3 separate regions of the Homo sapiens genome follow, and all the other regions are linked to region 1. Evidence: chromatin loops called from intact Hi-C (ENCODE). Cell type or tissue: Caco-2. All regions are shown on one strand. Links, peaks and the distances in the headings refer to the core of each region. The heading gives the core; the rest is flanking DNA.

Region 1 (7,855 bases), core at 1,810-6,809:
AGCTTCCATGCAGAAGCTATCTAGGGACCTATCAAGAGTTGCCTTGTTAGCATAAACTCAGGTGTGATAGAAAGAGGCTTATTATGAATAATAAAGGACTCTTCTGTCACACCTATCACTCAGGAAATTCCAAGAGTTTTAGAAACTCTATGCCAGGAACTGGGGACAAAGACCAAATATATATTTTCCTTATTATATAACAATATCACAATCTCTTTGCACATCTGCTTTGCCCCTCCTGCAGCCTTGGCATGGTTTTTCTTCCAATGGCCAGCACCTGTGAACATTCTTTGCTGGCCCAACCAAGCAAATGAAATTAACATATTCATTAGATAAGAACCCAGGCTCCTTATCTAATGAATAATGTGTTTTGGAGCATGAGAGCCCAGTTCCTTTGCTTCCAGTTGGGACAAATTTCCTACAGGATACTTGGAGTTCCCTTTAGGACCAGGCTGAGGCTATCCTCTATGGGACTTGGTCAGAAACACACTATTGCTTGGTTTTGCCTTCCTATTCTGCTTTCCCTACTCCCTTACTTATTTCTCTTGAGAGCACCTTCTTAATCACTTGCTCATGAATCTTCATCTCAGAGTCTGCCTCTGGGGAACCCAGCCTAAGATACTTATCTCTCTCTCAAAGCATAGTGCTGAGCACATATAAAATTCAATGAAGATTTATTAGTACAGGGATTTTTGATATAAGTAGAATCACAATTTAATAAAATCTTAGTTGTGAAGGTACTGAAATATAATATATTCAGAGGTTCTCCATAGCATTATATATACTTTCTTAAATGTAAATTTAAATTCCTGGATATCTTGAAATCTCACTTGGCATAGGAAATAATGGACTGGGTAAAATTAATAATATTTATAAAAATATTTGACATACAGTTTGGGACCAAGCAGTGTAGTATCAAGGCAATTGCTTGTTATTTTTATACCACAATTGAACAGCACATTGGGAGACCCTGCATTTAACCTCACATGATAAGATCTTGAGAGAAGCTTTTTCTCTTGACCTGAAAATAGTGACAAGAACACAAAGATGAAAGTAAACAAGTGTTATGTGATTTTAGGGACCTTTCATTTCACTCCAAAGCTTAGATAAAGATTCAAGGAAATTGGTGATCTGGGTACAAGAGAGAAGAGTTTTGAGTATGAATTGGCCAATCCAGTTTTTCCACTCTCAAAGACTGGAGTGCCATACTAGGCCTGTTGAGTCTCAATCCCTTCCTCAAACTTCTGCCCTGCCATGTATCACAGGGGAGCTGAACTCTTCAGGTGTATTTTAGGTTGTATTTGGGTGAAATTACACAACTTAAATTATTTCACCTAAATACAACCTAAAATACACCTGAAGAGTTTGCCCCGCCCCGCCCCCCACGTGATATGTGGCAGGGTGTATTTTAGGTATATTTTAGTATTTCAGGTTGTCCAAGTCAGTTGGCTTCCTGTTGCTCTGGGCCAAGTGTGGAGACATTATTGGGACAGCAGAGCACACAAAAGGAAGGGTATTTCTACCACTCTCACTATGCCTCAGATGATGGTAACTCCATCCTCTCTGCAGCCCCAGTTCCCATCCCCACCACTCAGGCCTACCTGTGGCCTAGCTTCCACCAAGTAGCCCTGGGCCCTGGACCCTGGACCTGTGGGTCCCTCCAGGTGAAGGTGGCAGTGGCTTTCTGCTGCCATCAATCCAAGGTTTCTTTTTTCTCTCTTGGATCATGATTAATACAACTAGGCAGATTTGGGCTAGCAGAAGGGAAGCTATAGAGGGACAATTGGGAGGAGAAAGGAGCCCAAAGTCCTCCACATGAAGTGCTTATGGGGTGAGAAGCCTCATACTCCTCCCTTATGAGATTGTGGGTGGCACTAAAAGAAGGGAATCAGTATCTTATTTCCCAACTGGCTATTTCCTTAATCAGACGCTGAGTCAGGGAGAAGCAGCCTGTGGAGAGAAACAAAGAAGGTGGTTGCCATGGAACAGAGAAGATTCTGGCTTTGGAGTGACAAGAATGTACAAATCTCCCAAAGGCTGCGTGGATATGGGGAAAAGTAGCTGAACCTGAGTCATCTTAGCAGTACTTCCACCTGAGTCCTATTTACAGGCTGTAGATACTCCAGTGGGAAGAGGTTAATGGGGGAAGCTGTAAAGGGGTAGGAAAGACTGGCTAGAGTTGGATTTACCATGTCAGGGAGACTCTTCAGGGCCTTCTGAACTTACCCAATATCCCCTGAGGTAAGCAGTATTTCGGCACAGAGAGGACATCTATTGGTAGCTGGTGTTTTCTAGATGAGCAGCAATACCCAACAGAAAATTCTGCAACAAAAAGAATTGGGTGAAGAGACTATTTTGTTTCTTCTCCTCTGATCCCACCTCAAGTCATTAAAGAAGCTAGATCTTGATGTGGAGAAAGAAGAGGTTTTGTGCAACCAGATTGGCTTCATGGTTTTGGAGTCGGGAGGAGGGGCAGGCCAGACCCCTTTGGGGCGCCTGTTTTACAAGCTGAGCTAGGTAAAATTACATGATTTATATGAACTATGACAATGATCAATTATCAATGGAATCTGCCTGAGATATCATTCAGGGGCAAGAAAGCAGAAGTTGACCAATCATATGATTAGAAAAAGAAAATTGCTTCTGATTAATATCCATTGAGTTCAAACCATTTAGTGAAACAGTTACCCTTAAACTATCAGCTCATCTAGAACAGAGTTTTGCAAACAACATTTTGTGGGCCAGTAAAACAGATTTTTAACACCTTGCATTTTTACCTCTCTGATCCCTTCTCAGAACCACCAGCAGATTTGACAACTGTTTTCCTCCTTACTCTGTCTCTTCCTTGACTATACAGTAGAAAATAGAGAATTCAATTTATTCAACTCTTTGTAATGTATGTGGTTATTTGAATCCTGTTGTATTCATACAGAACATGAGCTTTGTTCCTATATTTTCATATAATTGTTAATAAGTTATAAGAAGGTTTGAGGCTGTGGCATATAAACACAGCACATAAACATATATTTCTATATAACATAATCTTCCCACTTTTACTACATATTTTTACTAGACTGTTCTGGAAAAGCTATTTGTACATATTTCTTTGTGCACACAAGTTCCTCAGCTAACGGCTTTGCTCTGTTTTTATAGAACATGTTGTATATGGTTAAAAAATGTCTTTCACATAAGCCACATTTTTCCTGTTTTTGTTTACTTGTCTGTATTGCACCTCAATTAGCAAATCGTGCAGTCTTCTCTCCCTGTCATAATAACATAAACTATCTCCATTTTAGGCTGTTCGATGTAAAACAAAAATCCCCAAATTTCCACTAGATGGTGCTATGAGAATGCAAACTTCTTTGGTCAGGGTATATATAAAATCCTCAGTTATTGCAGCCTGTTATTTTGGCTTGTGAAACAGGTCTGCCCCCCACTAAATTAGATGCACAGGGATGATTTAATATTTAGTTAAGAGACGATGCAATATTTCCCACAAGTCTCTGAGGAGCCCAGGCAAAACAATGAAGAGGCATTTTTCGTCTAATCCTCATCCATACCACTTCTTCTTACCTGGCCTTTTTGGTATGCTACTCCATAGATACCTAGGAACAACCCCATAGTGGCAACATCTTTTGACCCCGGTCACTGCCACCGTCTATGGCTTCTTTACCCAGTCTTCCCTCCTTGGCTGGAGGGGGCTAATGGATTTATTACATTACTGACTGTCAGCAATTATTTTTTGACAATTTGTTCAGTGGTTTTCAAAGTGTGATTTCCCAGACCAGCAGTGTCATCTGGGAGGTTGTTACAATTGCAAATTCTCAGACTTCAGCTCGGACCTACTGAATTGGATGGGAGTGGAGACCAGCAATCTGCATTTTCACAAACCTCCCCGAGGTGATTCTAATGTGTAGGAAAGTTGAGAACCAGTGTGTTAAATACTTCCTGGGAACAAAACTGCCTTATCCTATTTGGATTAACCTCATTCCTGAAAGCCCTCAAAGAACAACTTTAAAGGTGGATAGGTGGGTGAAGAAATTTTTAAAGGTGTTGCCAGGTACAGTGGCTCACCCCTTTAATCCCAGCACTTTGGGAGGCTGAGTCAGGTGGATCACTTGAGCCCAGGAGTTCAAGACCAGCCTGGGCAGCATGCTGAAACCCTGTCTGTACAAAAACAAACAAACAAAAAATTAGCTGGGCGTGGTGGTGCACGGCTGTCCCAAGCTACTCAGAAGGCTGAGGTAGGAGAATCCGTTGGGCCCGGGAGGTTGAGGCTGCAGTGAGCCAAGATGGCGCCACTGCATTCCACCCTAGGCAACAGAGTGAGACCCTGTCTCAAAAAGGAAAAAAAAGTTTAAGGCGAGCATTTGTTCTACTTGGCCTACTCTGCTTTCCCTTTGGGTTGCTCTGCTCCCCTTGGGCTGCTTTGCTCTCCCTTTGGGTTCTGCCTGTCACTGAGGAGTCCTCACTGCAAAGGAATAGTGAAGCCTGTATCTAATGTGTAAATGTAGGAGAGTATGATTAGTAACTCACTTTTTTTTTTTTTTTTTTTTTAAAGAGATGCCCAGGAAGGCAGCCAGATGGCAGCATCGTTCCTACACTGTCTCTGCACTCCCAAAGGCAGTTTCTGGCCCTTTACTGTAGTCAAAGGAGATCGCGTAGCAGCGGTCGTTTATTGGCTAGGCTGTTTGTCTTTTTTCTCTACTGCAGCATGAGTCAGAACCCACAGAGAGAACCAGAGAGGAACAACCCGTTGATTAATGGGTCAGAGAGCTATGTAAGACTGTGATCTCCTATTGTCCCTGTTTCACGGAACAAATGTGGGGGATGCTACAAAGATTCAACACTAGGTAGACATCTAATGAAGCTGGGTTGCCATCAATCAGTTCAAACAGGTGTCTGGAATAGCTGTGTCTTCTGTCTTTTGATAAACACTGAGTACCTGCACATACAATTCCCTGGGAGCTTTTAAATCTCCTGATGCCCAGGCTGCACCCTAGACCAACCACATCAGAATCAGGAGAATGGTTTTAGGGCATCAGTACAGCTTTAAATCTTCCCAGGGGATACTAATGAGCATGAAGGGCTGGGAACCATGATATTAAAGACGTTGAGATGAAATTTGTGGCAAAGTTATTTCAATTGAGAAACCTGGGTTATTGTCTTATACCGTACTGTCAATTTCAACAGTGGAGTTTGTTGTTTTGGCCAGTTTTGATCTTGGCAAGTTTCGATATTCGAAATGGATTTTGTTGTATGACAGAAGGGGGCATCATCTCCTCTCCACCCCACACCACCTCCTTCTCTCTTTCCCCCTCCTCCTTCTCACTTGTTGTTCTGTTTTGTGTTTTGTTTTGTTTTGGAGGGGTGAAGACTGAAAATTTAAAACTGTGGCTACAAAATGGGCATATTACTGCTACTTAAAAGAAAAATTCTGACCAAAAATATATAGTCAATATTCTGAGTTTAAAATATTCTAAACTGTAAAAACCTTCTGTTTTTGCCTTCTGCCACATGTTCTTAGGTACCCTCAGGCTACAGTCCTTATTTTAAAGGATATGATAGTAAGAAAGTTACATCAGCCTTGATGAAAAGCTGTGAATTTAATCTTAGGAGCTCACACTGACTAGAGAGAATGAAAACATTCTATCATAATTGCTTGAAAAACTGTAGAACTACTCACTAGAGTTGGATATTGGTCTATAACCAAAACTCCTTTTGTATGGAACAAAGTGAGTTTCATGAAACTCTTTGTAAAAGATTTTCTTTATCCTGGAAAATCCTATATGTTTCCATGTAAAATTCTTAATAATAGGTAGAATGAAAGCTGGAGGGAAATATAATTGTGACATGTGAAGTATGAAATATACTTCAACTTAGTATAGAAGTATAGGCTTAATTCTTTGCACCAAGGGGCATCTAGAAACCATCTCCAGAAGCTTTCGGTGATACCTTATTAATCCTTCTCTAGGTGTACCACTTAGGAAATGTAAATGGTACTAAAAGAAATAATTTGTTAGGTCCTTAATCCCACAAAAGTTGATTAAGTCATTGTCTGTGAATAAAGACTAGGTGAGAAAATTGGGAGCTTTGGGAAAAGGGAGCCCAAGGAAAAAGTGGAACAGGCTGGAAAAAAAGGAAAGTGAATTAAAGAATAGGGAATCAGATTTCTTTTCCATTTTGACTTAAGGATATGTCAGGGCCAAAACTATAGAAATTTGAAATTGGTTCATTTAGAGGATCAATGCTCTTTTTTCAAGTGATTTTTTTCCTAAGTGATTCTTTTCCTAAGCAAGTCACACTGATTTTTTGGTTTCCAAACTCATTGACTTATGGGCAGTTTGGAGAATTAAAAAAAGGTATAGACTACTAAGGCGTCTTGTGTACCAGACAAAGGTTTCTTGGATTCTGAGGATTTATTTCATTACTATAGATATCTCTAAGGCAGCATGACCTATAAATAATTTAGGCAATCTCCTACATATGGAGAAATAATAATTAGGAAGGGGCAAACTTTTGAAATTACAGTTTAGATTTAGTTTAGATTTAAAATTGCACACACAGTCTCCCTAACAAACGTTAAGCACTTCTGTCTGTTGGAGATTAGCAAAGAGTTTGAGGAACTTATTTTACATTGGATCTAGTTTGTCCTTTAATTGGTAAACCTCAATTCCAATGGCACTACAGGTTGAGTACTCCTTATTTGAAATGCTTGGAAGAGGAGAATTGTTTTGGATTTTGTATTTTGAATACAGGCATACCTTGGAGATATTGCAGGTTCAGTTCCAGACCACTGCAATAAATCAAATACTGCAATAAAGCGAGTCACACTGATTTTTTGGTTTCTAAGCACATGTAAAAGTTATGTTTACACTATAATGTAGTCTATTAAGTGTACAATAGCATTTCTTTAAATGTACACATCTTAATTTAAAAATATTGTTAAGAAATGCTAACAGTCATCTGAAATTAGTGAGTTGTAATTCTTTTACTGGTAGAGTCTTGCCTGGATGTTGATGGCTGCTGACTGATCAGTGTGGTGGCTGCTGAAGGCTGGGGTGGCTGCAGCAATTTTAAAAAATGAGACGATAAGGTTTGCCACGTTGCTGGATTCTTCCTTTCACCAAAGATTTCTCTGTGGTATTTGATGTTCCTTGATAGCATTTTATCCACAGAAAAAACTTTTCAAAATTATAGCCATTCCTCTTAAACTCTGCCACTTCTTCATCAACTAAATTTACATAATATTCTAAATCCTCTGTTTTCATTTCACCAATGTTCACAGTATCTGCACTAAGAGTAAATACCATCCTAGCAAACCACTTTCTTTGTTCATCTATAAGAAACAATTCCCCATCTTTTAAAGTTTTTTCATTAGATTGTGGTAATTCAGTCATATATTTAGGCTCCACTTATAATTCTAGTTCTCTTGCTATTTCTGCCACGTGTGCACTTCCTCCACTAAAGACTTGAACCTCTCAAAGTCATCTGTGAGGATTGGAATCCACTTCTAAACTGTGAATGTTGATATTTTCACTTCTCCCATGAATCACAAATGTTCTTAATGACACTAGAATGGTGAATCCTTTCCAGAAAGTTTTCAGTTTGCTTTGCCCAGATCCTTCAGAGGAATCCACTATGTCAGCTTTAGTCTTACAAAAAATGTATTTCTTAAATAATAAGACTTGAAAGTTAAGATTATTCTTTGATTCATGGGCTACAGAATGAATGTTGTATTAGGCATGAAAACAACATTAATATCTTTGTACATCTCCATCAGAGCTTTTGGGTGACCAAGTGCATTGTCAATGAGCAGTAATACTTTGAAAGGAATCTTTTTTTCCTCTAAGCA
Region 2 (7,855 bases), core at 1,503-6,502, 360 kb after region 1:
GGTTTCTGCTACAAGTAGCTAAACTTAATGAATACAGATCCCTAAGCTTTAATATTAAAAGACAGTATTTTCTGAATTAAGAAGCTGGGCTAAATTATAGTTCAGCATGACATAGTTCTATATATTAGTATCTGAGTGTGTGTATGTATGTATGAGGATGTGCCACTATGCATGTGCGTGTCATAGCTAGATACTATATAAATTGTAAGTCATTGACTCCCAGATTTATATCCTCATTCAAGGCTTCTCTTCTGACCTCTAAGCCAACTGCCATCCTAATATTTTTCTTTGGATATCTTAAAGGTCTCTCTACATAAAAACCCAAACCAAACACATTAAAGTACACATACACACCCCCAAACCTAAATGTTCATTCAAAGTTTGCTATCTTCATATTGGCATTTCCATGAAATCAGATAATAAGCCTGGATAACTGGTAGTTAGTTACCTGTAATACTCTTTGCTCCTACACATGTCACAGACAAAATCTTCTTACATTCTTCTCCCAGTGTACTTGTAATTTCGTTTCTTTGTGGTCAGTTTTCTTGTCTGTAAAATTGACATAAAACTAATATCTACTACGGGATTTTTTGTAGATTATATTAGTTAATATATTTAAAATATCAGAACAACGCCTAACCATTTTGTGCTGCAATAGCAGAATATCTGAAACTGGATAAATTAAAGTAAACAGAAATGTATTTCTCACATTTCTGGAGGCTGGCAAGTACAATATCCAGATGCCAGAATCTGTTGAGGGCCTTTTTGCTGCGTCTTAACATCTGAAGGTGTGTTGAAGGCTGAAGGCATCATCATATGGAAGAATGGCCAAGAGAGGTGAGAGAGAGAGCAAGAGTGGGAGATCCTACTCCCCTGATAATGGTGGTAGTCACTTCATGAGAGTGGAGACTTTATGACCTAACCACCTCTTAAAGGTGCCATCTCCAGATACTATCAATGGCAATTTTAAAATTTTAACATGAGTTTGGAGGGGACAATCATTCAAAATATAGCACATGCTAAATGTTTAATAAATATTTATTATTATTTTTGAAATAGTAATAATATTGTGCACCTTGATATTAGGGGAATGAGTGTAGATGTATGATTTTTATTTTAATTTGCTTCAATACTCACTTTGGGTGTGGTGAGATAATCAGATCCTGTATACATACTTTGATTTGTAGCTTGGAAATAAACAGAAAAATGAATCTAAACTTTAACTCATGCAACAAATATTTAGCAAGCACTTTTGATAGGCCAGGTACTCATTTCAGCATTAAATATAAGGTAGTGAATGTGAAAAGTACCTATGCTAATAGAAATTTAAAATTCTAGTCTGATTCCTCATCAATGAAATAAAATGATTAGATTGGATTGGATTGGCAATAGGAGATATCTAGTTCCTTATCACTATAGGAATATGTGAGACTATGGTTACGTGAAGTGTTATGCTGTAATATGAGTAGGAAGACTCAAAACTAGAACATATGGCCACAATTTGACATGCAGTAGAGGGCCAAAACAAATTTTTAATTGGTGCAAGAAGAGTTACACTTTAAGAAAGAAGTTTAACTGGGAAGCATTCTGTTGGACAAATTGAATTTGGGATTTTTACAGATAGAAATATCACTCACCCAAGGATAGGAAATGGTGATCACTGGTGTGGCTAGAAAAGGCGAGAACCTTTAACACTCTTGGAAACTATACAGAGATGTAATTCATGGTATAACATGTGGCTGAAACAGGCAACCCTTCTAGATCTGGGCTTGATTTAGTTTTCTTTTTTTTTTAAAGTCTGTGTGGATATTTGCGTATATAAATAGGAAGATGTGTATTATTAAACAACTTTCATGTTAGGTGCTCAAGAAGAAGGTGGCATGGAATCATGAGAATTAAGCATGAAATCATCTTTTTTATTCCTTCACCCAGGACCAGGTGGGGAGGCAAGAAACACCATCTATACTAGGACATAAATTGTACCTGGAAGCTAGCTCACCATGCATTGGGCTTAGTGTGTACCAAGTTACTATACATGGTCCCCTAGGAAACACCTGACCTTCCTGCACTATATTTTCTTGGAAAGACTGCCCAGGTTACAACACCAGTCCTATGGAAGCAACCACAGTATTGCAGCCAGGGTGGAAGACTCTTGTCTGACAGAGGCTGCTTTCCTGAGATCTTTTGGACTAAGAAACTATCCCTGGGCCAGGCACAGTCGCTCACCCCTCTAATCCCAACACTTTGGGAAGCTGAGGTGGGAGGATCACTTGAGGCCAGGAGTTCAAGACCAACCTGGGCAACATAGCAAGACCCTGTCACTACAAAAAGCAAATTAAAATTAGCCACACATGGAGGTGCATGTCTGTAGTCCCAGCTACTAGCGAGGCAGAGATGGGAGGATACTTGAGTCCAGGAGTTTAAGGCTACAGTGAGCCATGATCACGCCACTGCACTCCAGCTTGGGTGACAGAGACCTCTCTCTCTCTCTCTCTCTCTCTGTCTCGCTCTCTCTCTCTCTCTCTGTCTCTGTCTCTCTCTCTCTATATATATTTATATTTATGTATGTGTATTTACATATATAAGATAGACATATATATATATAGAAAAAGAAAGAAAATTAAACAAAAGAAAAGCAAACTGTCCCTGAGGGGCTTAAAGCAATCAATAAGGAGAAGATTCTGAAGAGATAGACTAGAACCTCAGAATCACTTGATTTGAATGAAAGGAAAGTGACTTAATTCTTTATCTTATGCTGATAAGTGGGACATACTGATTAAATTAGAATGGAGGTCTAATAGTGATAATATAAAATTCTATGGGATCATAGTTTCAAGCAATAGCAGTATTAAGGTGATGTTGATAAAATTTTTGGAGTGGTAATTCACTCTTTATGGAGTAAGAACTACCACATATTTTAACAGCTAATTTATTTTATGTTTTAGGGATATGGGTTTTGTCAATTTTTGTCATCATATCCAGTGTGCCTTTTCAAATACTGCACCATTTATTTAGAATTTTGTCAAATCTCCCCACTGATCTTCCTGGCAAAAGCCCGTTCGTCTTTGAAATCTGGCTCAGGTGTGACCTCTTTCGGGAGTCTTTCACAAATTATGCCAGAAAGAATTAAGTCCTCTTTCTTCTTTATTACTTTGATAAATAATGTGCTTTTTATCATTGCACTTGCTGCACTGTATTTTATTTTTCCTGTGAGTTTAAGCTTCTCAGTTATGTTCATGTCAGAATCTTTACTGCCAATCATACTGCTCATAGAAGGTGTCTGATAAGTATTTAATGAATGAATAAAAATTCAACAAAAATATATTGATCATCACTTATATGCCAGCTATATAATATCAGCACTGTAGCTACAATAGTGACTAAAAGAGTTATGATCTTTGTCTCCATAGAACTTGTAGTCTCTTGAGCTGTTAGACAAATAAAATGGCAATTACAACCTGTTATGATAAGCATATATCTAATTTATATCTGTGGAAGCACATAAGATGAGTGTGTCTCCTGTGTCTAAATATTTGAAATTATATGTTTCTATCTTAAAAGTAATGATACATTCAGAAAGCAATTAATATTAAAGTTAAAGAGAAAAATGGCTAGGACTGTAAAATCTGAATATTAAGCTTTATTTTTGAGTGTGTTATTTGTTTATAACATTAAAGAATCTTTTGAATCCAAGTAAATAAAAATATGTCTTTTTCCATGTGAACTGGACTAATAATTCTTGGGCAATGTAAGACTCACAGAAGCAAGATGCGATAGCTTATCATATAAACTCAAGATGTAACTTAATGTTGTTCAGACATGGTTATTTAGTAATTTTTAAGGACTTTAGGGAAAAATGCAGTTTTTAGGAATGCATTTTTAATTTAAACACTTTAGGAATATAGCAAAGCTCTCTGGGCATATAATGTGACAGTCAGGAGACTTCTACCACAGCCTTTCTTCCCAAAAAAGTACCAAGAAATTGTACCCCACTGCACCTTAGTTTTCTTATTTCCTTAAATACTTTTGGCATAACCAATTCTATAAGCTGTAGCATAGAGAAATATTTATTTATTAGTCCATCAATAATTATATATACATTTTAAATTAGGTATATGTAATAAGGATATCTGTGTGCGTGTGTCTTATATACTTCAGCACTTTTTGCTACGGGTGCATATAGAATACGAATAGAATTCTTTTTAGTCAAAATTACATGAGAACACTTCTTAAGAGCAGCAATGGACATGTTGATTATTATTTTTAACTTAGTCTGCTCGATACATTTATATATATATATGTATATATGCATAGTCTGCTTAATGTGTTATACATCATGACTTGCAAATAGAAATGAAGCTATGAATTGCTACTCTTGGCCAGTGGTGTTTATCAGGAGGTTTTTCAGAGGTAAAAACAATGTGACTTAACATATACATGTTTGCATCATTTCAGAATAAGTTCTCTGAATTTGCATAGCCAAATTTTAATCATGATTATTGCTATCTCTAAGTGTTTTTTCTCACATTTGGAGTATATTCAAGATTATATTCAAAATTAGATGATGCCTTATATTATAAATATAAAAAAGAAAAGCAATATGACAGGTTGGTGTTTTGATTCTAAATGATACAGCATAATACAATGAAATATGTTAACAGAAAAAAATTCTGAAAAATTAAAGGATTTCAGCTTCTCAAGATTATCTTATTTGTTGTTTCAATTTAACGTGCATCTTGTACAGGTGTGCTGACATGAATTCTGATTACTTTGTTGACTAAAAAAGGAAATATCCAATTTAGATGAACAGTTTCCTGTTAAAAAGGTGAATGTAGAGTATCAGATTGCACATAACACAATCCCATAAGTAACTTACTGTTTTGTCTTCTCTTTTATTGTTTCATATAACAACTTATTGATAAAATGTAAATGAAATAATAGAGTACCTGTTGCTATTATATTATTTAGAAAATATTAAGCTCTTTTCACTGACAGAGACCACTGAAGTACCTGAATTGTGGCCATAAAGAAATGTGGCTGATTTTTTTTCACCTTTAAAAAACATTCTATATATATAACGAGTATAAATACAGGCTTCTTATATGCATGTAGTGTGTAGTGGTGAAGTTGAGGCTTTTAGCACACCCATCACCCAAACAGTGAACACTGTACCCAATAGATAGTTTTTCAACCCTCATCCGCTTCCCAGACTCCCAAGTATTGTCTCTAATGCCTATTGTACCACTCTGTATATCCATGTGTACCTATTATTTAGTTCCCACTTATAAGCCAGAAAATGTGGTATTTGACTTTCTGTTTCTAAGTTATTTCAATCAGGATAATGACCTCCACTTCCAACCATGTTGCTGCAAAGGATATGATTTCATTCTTTGTTATGGCTGAGTAGTATTCCAAGGTGTGTGTGTATATACATGTATATACACACACACAAACACATGAAACATTTTCCTTATACAGTTCTCTGTTAGTGGACATTTAGGTTTATTCCATATATTTGGTATCGTGAATAGAGCTGTGATAAAATATGAGTGCAAGTATCTTTTTGATATAATGATTTATTTCCTTTTGGGTATATACCCAGTAGTGGCAAAGGTGGATTGAATGGTAGTTCTATTTTTAGCTATGCGAGAAATTTCCATACTGTTTTCCATAAAGGTTGAACTAATTTACATTCCCACCAACAGTGAATAAGTATTCCCTTTTTTCCACATCCTTGCCAACATCTTGTTTTTGGCCTTTTAATAAAAGCCATTCTGAGTGGTATAAAATGTTATCTTGTTGTTTTAATTAGCATTTCTCTGATTATTAGTGATGTTGACCATTTTTATTCATGTTTGTTGGATACTTGCATGTCTTCTTTTGAAAAATGTCTGTTCATGTCCTTTGGCATTTTTTTTAAATAAGTTTTTTTTTTTTCTTGTTGAGCTGCTTGAGTTTCTTATAGATTCTGGATATTGGTCATTTATCTGATGTATAGTTTGCAAATATTTTTTCCCGTTTTGTAGGTTTCCTGTTTACTATGTCGTTAGTGTCCTTTGCTGCACAGAAGCTTTTTGGTTTAATTAAGTCCCATTTGCTTATTTTTGTTTTTGTTACATTTGCTGTTGAAGACTTGGTCATAAATTCTTTGCCCAGGCCAATATCCAGAAGGGTTTTCCCTAGGTTTTCTTCCAGGAATTTTATAGTTTCAGGTGTTATGTTTAGATCTTTAATCCATTTTGAGTTAATTTTTGTGTATAGTGAGAGGTATGGGTCCAGTTGTTTCATTCTTCTGCATATGGCTAATTTTCCCAGCACCGTTTATTGAATAGGGTATCTTTTCTCCAGTTTGTATTTTTGTTGACTTTGTCAAACATCATTTGGTTGTAGGTACATGACTTTATTTCTGGTTCTCTATTCTGTTCCATTAATCTATTGCCTATTTCTATACCAGTACCATACTGTTTTGGTTACTCTAACCTAGTAGTATAATTTGAAGTTGCGGAATGTGATGCCTCCAACTTTGTTCTTCTTGCTTAGATTGCTTTGGCTATTTCACTTCTTCTTTTAGTTCCATATAAATTTTAGAATTGTTTTTTCTAATTCTGTGAAAAATGATGTTGGTAATATCATAAGGATTGTATTAAACCTGTAGATAGTTTTGGGCAGTATGGTTATTTAAACAATATTGATTCTTCCAGTTCATGAGCATAGAATGTATTTCCATTTGTTTATGTGATCTATGATTTCTTTCATTAATGTTTGTAGTTATCCTTATAGAGAGAACTTTCACCTTCTTGGTTAAATATATTTCCAGATATTTTTGTAGCTACTGTAAATGGTATTGTCTTATTGATTTCATCCTCAGCAAGCTGATGATTGGTATGTAGAAATGGTATTGATTTCTGTACATTAATTTTGTATCTTGAAATTTTGCTCAATTAATTTATTGAATCTAAGAAGTTTTTATGTGTGTGAAGTCTTTAGGGTTTTCTAGATATAAGATTATATCATCAGTAAACAGGGATAATCTGATTTCCTTTTTTCTATTTTGTATGCTTTTTATTTTTTCTCTTGTATGATTGCCCTGACAAGAATTTCCAGTAATAGGTTGAATAAAAGTGAAGAAAGTGAGCATCTCTGTCTTGTTGCAGTTCTTAGAGGGAATGTTTCCAATATAATGTTGGCTATGGGCTTGTTGAATATTGCTTTTATCATGCTAAGGAGTGTTCCTTCTATGCTAGTTTGTTGAGAATTTTTATCATGAAAGGATGCTGGATTTTATCAAATGCTTTCTTTGGGTCTATTGATTTGATCGTATGGACTTTGTCCTTGATTCTGTTTATATGATGTATCACATTTATTGATTTGCATATGTTAAACCATCCTTGCATACCTGGGATAAATTGCACCTGATCATGGGGTATTATCTTTTTGATGAGCTGCTGGATTTGATGTCCTAGTATTTTGTTTAGGATTTTTTGCATGTAATTTCATCAGGGATATTGTTCTGTAGTTTTGTTTCTTTGCTGTGTCCTTTCTGATTTTGATATTAGGGTGATATTGTTCTCAGATAATGTGTTAGGGAGAATGCCTTCATCAATTTTTTGGAATTGTTTCAGGAAGATTGGTGTTAGTTCTTTGTATGTTTGGTAGAATTTGACTGTTCTGGGCCAGAAAGTCCACCTGGTCCTGGGCTTTTTTTTTTTTTTTTTTTTTTTTTTTTTTGAGAGAGAGAGATTTTTTATTTCTGATTCACTCTCGTTCTTCATTATTGGTCTACTCAGGAATTTTATTTTTTTCTGGCTCAATCTCAGGAAGTTTTCAGTTTCCAGGAATTTATCATTTTCCTCTC
Region 3 (7,855 bases), core at 1,503-6,502, 480 kb after region 1:
CAGTCATTTTCTGAGCTTGATTGGGCCTGATGTGTTATGATATGTAGGATAATTTATTCTTGCTTTAAGTCCAATTAAGGTGAAACACTTCTCAGACAGCAGAGGTTTTGATGGGCTAACCGAGGCTTATGTGGATTACAAAGATGTCCTCTGGAAGGAAAATTTACTTTGAGACAGTCCATTCCACTTTTTGAGATGGAAAAACAATTTTTCTTAGAAATGTAGTGTTACTGATAAATACCAGAAGTCAGTTCCTATCTCTGAGTTAATCACAGCAACTACAAGACTGAATGCTCACCCATCTTTTACTGTTCCACAGGCATAAAATGGGAGAGCAGAATGCAGTTCAGCAGAAAACAGGAGAGTGCAGGTGCTGAGGCCACATCAGCTGAGTGAGAATTCCACCTCCTTCCTCTCCTAGGTGTGTGACCTTCACAATGTGCTTGGCCTCTCTGTACCTCAGTTTCCTCATCTGGAAAATAGAAATAATGATATATAGTGTCTATTTTCAGAGCTGGAGTGAGAACTGAATATGTTAATATATGTAATGTAGGAAGAGTACCTGCTGCTGATAAACTAAATATTAGCTAATATAATACTTGTTATCATATGCCACGTTTTTAGCCAATTATATTTAATTTAGAGCACAAAGTCTGATATCTTTGAGGATGTCCAGATGTGATTCATGTATCTATCTTTAATATTATTGAAGTAACATTAAATTGACTTCAGATTTTTATCTAAGTCAAATAGTCAAATATTGATTTATATTTGCTTAATAGACAGAAAATAAATCTCAGAGTCAAATAGTTCAGGAGTTAAATCACAGCTCTTCCATTTTAACATTTCAGTAAACAAATAATTATCTTAATTGTGTCTTACATTCCTAGCTACAGAATGGAACAATAATACTTATCCATAGCTAATATGTATTGAGCACTACTACATATCAGGCACTGATTTAAGCCCTTTGGATGTCATAATTTATTTAATCTTCAAAAACACTCTGTGAAAGAATAAGTCCATTGCTCAAGCTGTTACAGTTAATAAATAGCTGAACTGAGATTGAAATCCCAGCAGGATTCCAGATCCCAAACTCTCAATGTATAATGTATTCATTCATTCCACAAATATTTATTTTTTGCCTTACATGTGTCTAGGTGGTGAGGATATAGCATTGCATAAAAGGGAGAAAATAAAAAAATGTCTTCTGACAAATTTAACTCACTAAGGTGACATGTGAGTTAATATACAGTGCAGCATCGTCCATTAGAAATATAATGCAAGCCACAGATCTAAGCCACATATGTAACTTCAAATTTTTAGTGGCCATATTCTAAAAAAATAAAAAGAACCAGGTAAAATTAATTTTAATAATATATTTATATAACCCAAAATATTATCACTTCCACAAGAAGCCAATATGAAAAAATATTAATGAGGTCATTCTATTTTATAGATATTAAATTTTCAAAACCCAGCGTGTATTTAACACAGCACAGTTTAATTCACACTGGCCACATTTTAAGTGCTCAACAGCACATGTGGCTAGTGGCTACAGTCTGGCACAGGGCAAACTTACAGGATAAGAATGAGTCCACGAGAGGAGCTCAGTGCAAAGACTAGGAGTGGAGAAAGGGCTCTGCATGCCAAAGTGACTGGAACAGAGTAAAGAAGAAGGAGAGTGGTCAAGATGAGGTTTAACAGGGAGGTAGGGGCCCGATCAGGCAGGATATTGTAGGTCATGATTTAGGCAATTCATCTGGGAAAAAGCAGGGATTTCTTTGCCCTTTTGTTCTAAAGCACAACTCCCTTTATCTTTCAAAATCTGAGACCTGAATCCAGTGAGTGTATAATGAATGACTAAATGACCTGCAAACTTTGTTAGCAAAAAGTTGTTTGTGTTAATGATCTTTGCATTGTGTCTCATTTACTTTATCAAAGCAAACTAATGCCTCAAGTCACCTGAGACATCAGTGGCTGAAATACTAACTTCCAACACAGTGTTCAATGTGGGAGCCAATCGAATTTCATCTCTGCAAATAGCATACATGCATAATCAGTTTGGAGAGTTGATATGAAATGAGGCATTTTCATCCAGAGTTGGTTTAGTTCATTAAGGTTGGCTTTGATTTAAATTCCAAGTGATGCTTACCCTCAAAACAGTTAATTCAAGCTCATACTTACTGATAGAAATAAAAAAGAAAAACAACAGTTAAAACAGAATGAAATTATGTGATTCCAAATGTTTTATCCCTTCTCTTCAGTAACCTTAGAATTCAACAGGTGTGTGGCATAGCATCATACAAAGAATGAATATTTGCCGGTCCAAGAATGGTATGATTCCTGTATTTTTTTTTTTCAGATTTAGACAGCACATTCAAAGGTGACTCTGAAATGTTGTAATCTGAAGAACCTGGAAGCACTTGAATCTGCAAAACCTTCTATATCTAACAATAAGCCTTAACAAATTGCTACACATAATTACAGGGACTTCTCCCTAGGTAGCATTCATTATAAGCTGTAAATTTTTAAAAAGATTTAACACTTGTTTTTACACCTTGTTAAAATGTTGTGTCCTTCGCAGTCTACTACTAAGACAATCTTACATTATAAATTTGGAAATACTTCAACATGAAAAAATTATTTTTATATTTTTATCTTGATAGGTAAGTTGAATGATGTTGAGTTATATACCAATAACATTCAAGGAACTATTCGCAAGGAACTAATCTCAATGCTGTTTTCTGGATTTTCCTGCTTTAACAAAAGCCTGCCTTCTTGCTCCATTCCTATTACACAGAACAGCAGTCTTCGTATGAAATTAACAGAAGTGTGTAAGTTCAGGTCACTACTAAGTAAGCGGAACTATTGGAAATCTAGTTTCTACAAATTGAAAATCTCTGTTTCTTATCCTTATCCTTGCAACGTCAAAGGTTGTTTCATCTGTTCCCTCCCTCAGTTAATGTATATCTATCCAACTTTTTATTTAAGACACTAAGATGATCACTGTAGAGGGGTAGGGAAAACAAACAAACAACAACAACAACAAAAATAAGCACATTTGAAAAAACATAAGCGACTCCTAATTAAGAATGTTGCATACATGATTATAACACAATTTAGAATGGGATGTGCCAAATGCCCCTGAAAGATATATACAAAGCAATATGATAATTTAGATAAAGAAGGAATTCCTGGTGAGATTCAGAGATATAGTTATTGAGGATGGTTCTCAAAAATGTGTAGAATTTCAATAGAAAGATTTTTGAGTGAGTAGGCATTTGAGAGAAGGAATCTGTTCAACAGAATGATCACTTTATTTTGTTTTTAAATTGAAGTCTCAATAAAAGGACAAGAGTGAGAGACAAGCAGGCTGGGATCTGGTTCAAGTAAATCCTGAATGGTAGGCTGAATATAAACCTCATTCCATGGAGATTAGGAAGCCTGTGAAAATGTTTCAGCACAGGAAACATTTTTCTTTAGATTTTTTTTTTTTTAGTAGAAAAACACTTAGGATTTATTGTAAGAGAAATGGACAGAAAACAGACAGACCAATTGCAAAGTAATTGAAAGTCCAGTGGTAAAATTGCAGGGGTTGAGGCCTCCAATCTTTGTGACATTGTGAAATTTTATTCTCAAAGCCTAGATCTTTGAGACACGGTAGGGGAAAATGATGATGATGACACAAGTTTCTAATCTGGCCAACGTAAAAAATAGAAAAGTGAGTGAGCTGCTGGTTTGTGGGGAAGACGATGTGGTTGGGACCAATAAAATCTGGCTATCTATTATCCTCCTTAGATTGTGGAACTGAAAGACAAGCTGTAGTGAGAAAAGAGGCCAGGAGGAGGCGTAGAGACAGATATTCTGGAGATAAGACAGACAGATGACAAAGATTCATGACATTCAGACTGTTCCTCTCTAGATAAGACCAGGCCTCTTCTAACAAAATCCCAGGCAAGCCAACTGCAGATTGTAGCTATTGGTTTTCTTCCTCCCCTTATTAGAGAATGAAATCTTAGTTGCATTGTTTCATTAAAAAATATATGTATAAACTGTTGGATGTGGGAGACAAGGGTGTTGAAATGCCTGACCTCACTTTTCTTTTAAGAAAAGGGTTTTCTTTTGTAACTAGTTTTTTTGTGTGTGTGTCTAGAAGGATGTTTTGTGTGTTCATCCACAGAATGGGTAGTGAACCTACTCCAGAAGAGTGAAAGACCCTAACTTTCTAAAAGAGATTTTTGAGATTATCTTACAGTTTTATCTACCTATGTCAAAAAATTACTTTCGGCCACCTTTCCTTGGTCTAAGACCTAACCATTCTTCCAAGTTGTTGTAGTCTGTTCTTCATTCTCCTTTAGCAATGGATTTACAGCCACTATTAACGTTTATCTATTGATATGTAAGTCTCTCTACTAGATTCTAGTATCTTTGCGAACATAGACTGTTACTCATTTTACCAATCTGCAAGTACTTTGCAAAAAGAGGTTGATAAATGATTAGGGAATGAATGCATGTGTAACAACCTGGTTTACTGAGAACATCCTATATGCCAGGGATGTTCTTAGTACTTTGCGCTTGCCACCTCATTAATCTTTGCCATAAACCTATAAGATCGGGACTGTTACGTTGCCTAAAGCAAGGTGAGGGTTAGTACTGGTTATATAAGTAGCAGAGGTAGAATGTGAACCTAGGAAGCCTGGCACCATAGCCTGTGATCTTAGTGACTATGTATATTGTATATTGCTGGTACTGTAGTTCATGTCCTGATTTGCTTGCCACATATAGGGGAGGAGAAAGGGGCAAAATGAAATTTGGAGCAATGACTTTGAAATCATGAGTATATGATTTCATACAAGTCATAAATTAATTTCTCAGTTTCCTCATATAAAAATGGATTAATAGAAGTATTTATTCATGAAATCCTTGTGTCAAATAAATGAGACAATGCACATAAAAATGCACATAATAAAAACAAATCTTCATGATAATGCAAAGTATGCCTAAAGTGTTTAACTCACATCTTCTCCTTTGAGATCACAATACCACATTCCATCTGGGAGTGAGATCTTAGCATCTACCCTTCTGCATTTGATGCTATACAACATTATTTTTCCCAAGAGCAATGATTTCTCATCAGTATGACGCTATCCAATAACAGTCGTAAAAATATAGAAAGTAGCATTCATGTCCATTAGTAAGAATGATCGACAGGCCAAAAAATTAAGGGCCTTATTATTTTGTAACTAAAAATGAATCTCTCTCAAATGTTAAGTTGGAGGCATTTCTTATTTTCTTATTAGGGGGTGATAATTAAGCTAATAATAGCATACTTTACTCTGTGTGGTGGCACACTGATGCATTTTTCTTTTTAACCAACCTACCGTGTTATATGTAGTTACAGCACTCGGAGTACATAGTTAAGCAAACACATGGGTAGCAAAGAAAGGTCATTATTAAGAGATTGTTTTATTTATTTAAAAAAGTATTTTTCTTTGAAATTTTTCTAACAAAATGGTATTCAATCTAGAAATTACAGTAAGAAACAAAAGATGCTAACTCTAATGAAGGAGAAGTGACAAAAGAGGTTGGAGAAGAAATACATGCTTTAACGCTCCTATTCTCCAGATAAAATAAGGCACCTGATACTAACACATGAGTCCCTGCCAAGAGAAAATAATCATTGTATTGTAGTGGCTCTTTGTGCACAGAATTTAAGGACAGGGCCTACTCTTATCCTTGAGGGAAAAAAGTAAGTATCTGATTTAAAATATCCACTAATGTGCTTACAAGAAATAATGCATAACCCATTAGCAAGCCTTTGCATAGCAAATTAATAATTTGAGATTCGGAATTTACCTGAAGGTCTCAGATTTATACTAGTTTAACTTTTTCTTCACTTCTTTTGAATTATGGACATGGGAACAATTTTTCATACTATTTGGTGAGCCTGTTACTTTTAGCAATAGCACTTGCAGTGTATGTCTTGAATTTGAATGTGTATATATGAAAGCTACAACCAAATGGCCTATGAGATATTATTAGTTTCTTTACACAAAATCTGCTAGAATATGATATTTTAAAATTTTACAGTATAAAGTAAAAACTTTCAAAATATTAATTGAATCTCAATAGGAAGCGATGTAGCATATAAGAAGTCCAGTTTACTGCTTTGAATTGTTCTCTTAATAAATCTCACTATGCTAGAATGATGACTCTCATATTTTGCCTGCATTAAAATCATTTTAGAAGGTAATTGGTTTAGCTTGTTGTAATACTACCTGATAATATTTCTTTTGCTTTTCAAGCAAAGAATAAGGTATCATTAAATTATTGGTGCATGGGGAAGTAATGTATTACAAATGTTAGTGAGTACAGAATATAAAATGGACTTGAGAAAAATAAATACGCTTCATTCAGGAGACTTACTGCAGGTTTCGTTGGATTATTTAAACTCATTCAGATAGGTTTCTATTTGATGGGCAAGAATTGCTTGGTAACCCATTCTCTTTATTTTTCTTATATGAAGTTTACTAATTGAAAAATATATAGAAAATACATTAAAAGCATTAGAAGGTGTATTTTGGAAAATTCACCTAATCCTACTTTAGAATTAAAATGAGATGTGCTATTGTTTTGAACATTTAAAAAAATAAGGTATATCAAAGTTTAATTTTTGTTGTTGAACCTGAAATTAGAGAAATAAAATGATTAGGTTTACATAACTTTAATGCATTTTTTTAAAATTAGAATGTCCACAACCATAAAATGAAACAATTTTTTCAAATAGACTGTCCTAAGTGATATATCGGTATATAATAAATATAAGATATAATGTAATAAATAAAATAAAATAAGTATGTGATAAATATGTAAACGTGTGTGTAACTATACTTTCTACGGATGATTTTTAATAAGTTAAAACATAATACTATTTTACTAAATTGAGAATATTTTAATTCAGTAGATATATCAAATTAGCTGAATGTTTTCCTTCCACAGAAATTTTTTTAAAAAATCAATAGCCCATTGTTTTTTTCCAGACTGAGGCGAACTGAACGAATTAACTAAGTCTGAGGGAGTGGGTAGTTCGTAAAGTCATAGCCCAAGAGTCTAAAGTTTCCCTAGCATCCAGCTTACTCTTGTGTGTACAATTATATACATCATTTTAACAAATTTAGCAAGTGCTGCTCACTGACTTAGCCTGATATTTCACCACAATACACAACTGTAGGTTGGAGGGCAGGTGCCTTGTGAACTGTGGACAGAGTCCCGATCAGCTGAGCACACACAGTATGTAAACATGTCAGAATAGATAATGGATACAGTGATAGATGCTTCTGTGGTGAGGAAAATCAAAGAAGCTGTCATTTAGCTTGACAAAAGAAAGGGATGGAAAGCAGGACCGACTGCCCTGAGCAAGGAAGACAGGTGGTCCAGCTGAAGAAGGGAGGGAGCAGTAATGATCTTGGAGGCAGTTAATGGCTGTCTGATCTATGGCATCCTTGTACATAAATATAAGCCATTTACCAGCTAAAAATGCTTGAGAAGGCAAAGGAATAGAAGTCACCATTATTTTTCCCCTTATCTTACATCGGTTATTTGGCAATTTGGATAAAATGAATATTTAATTTTGAGAGATTATGGAAGACTATCCTCTAACTACCAACATCTGCTATAAGAAAATAATTTTATGTACAAGTACTATACTCTGGTTGGTTAGTTGGTTGTCAAGCTGTAGAATTTATGAGCTGGGTTTAATGAAATTAAGTGGATGTTGTGATTGAAGAAACTAGACATCTTGTTACATGAAGAGTTAAGAGCTAATTTATTTGTTACAAATCTCACAGTCAAT

What was found. Peaks named below come from ENCODE experiments on the same cell type or tissue, not always from the same donor. Only the 100,000 strongest peaks of a DNase experiment are listed, where the experiment ranks them.
Region 2: a loop joins it to region 1, with 13 times the contacts of the local background. A loop is called at or near these places in 3 of 110 quality-filtered maps.
Region 3: it touches region 1 in a loop (4-fold over the local background); 3 of 110 quality-filtered maps call a loop at or near these places.

What each region holds. Positions count from the first base shown.
Region 1 is chr2:180,121,107-180,128,961 of GRCh38, forward strand. It overlaps EPCART (ERG-positive prostate cancer associated androgen responsive transcript), which reads right to left and starts at 4,088. Exons shown (of 4, transcript XR_923634.3): 1 at 3,574-4,088; 2 at 2,227-2,322. In Caco-2, for the core only: CTCF peaks have their summits at 3,377 (motif pointing right) and 4,638; a DNase peak (open chromatin) is centred at 4,635.
Region 2 is chr2:180,483,033-180,490,887 of GRCh38, forward strand. No RefSeq gene overlaps it. Among named protein-coding and RNA genes, the nearest start is that of SCHLAP1, 210 kb to the right of the region's middle. In Caco-2, for the core only: no CTCF peak of the experiment used is centred there; no DNase peak of the experiment used is centred there.
Region 3 is chr2:180,600,436-180,608,290 of GRCh38, forward strand. No RefSeq gene overlaps it. Among named protein-coding and RNA genes, the nearest start is that of SCHLAP1, 88 kb to the right of the region's middle. RefSeq lists a silencer at 7,087-7,381. In Caco-2, for the core only: a CTCF peak has its summit at 3,862; no DNase peak of the experiment used is centred there.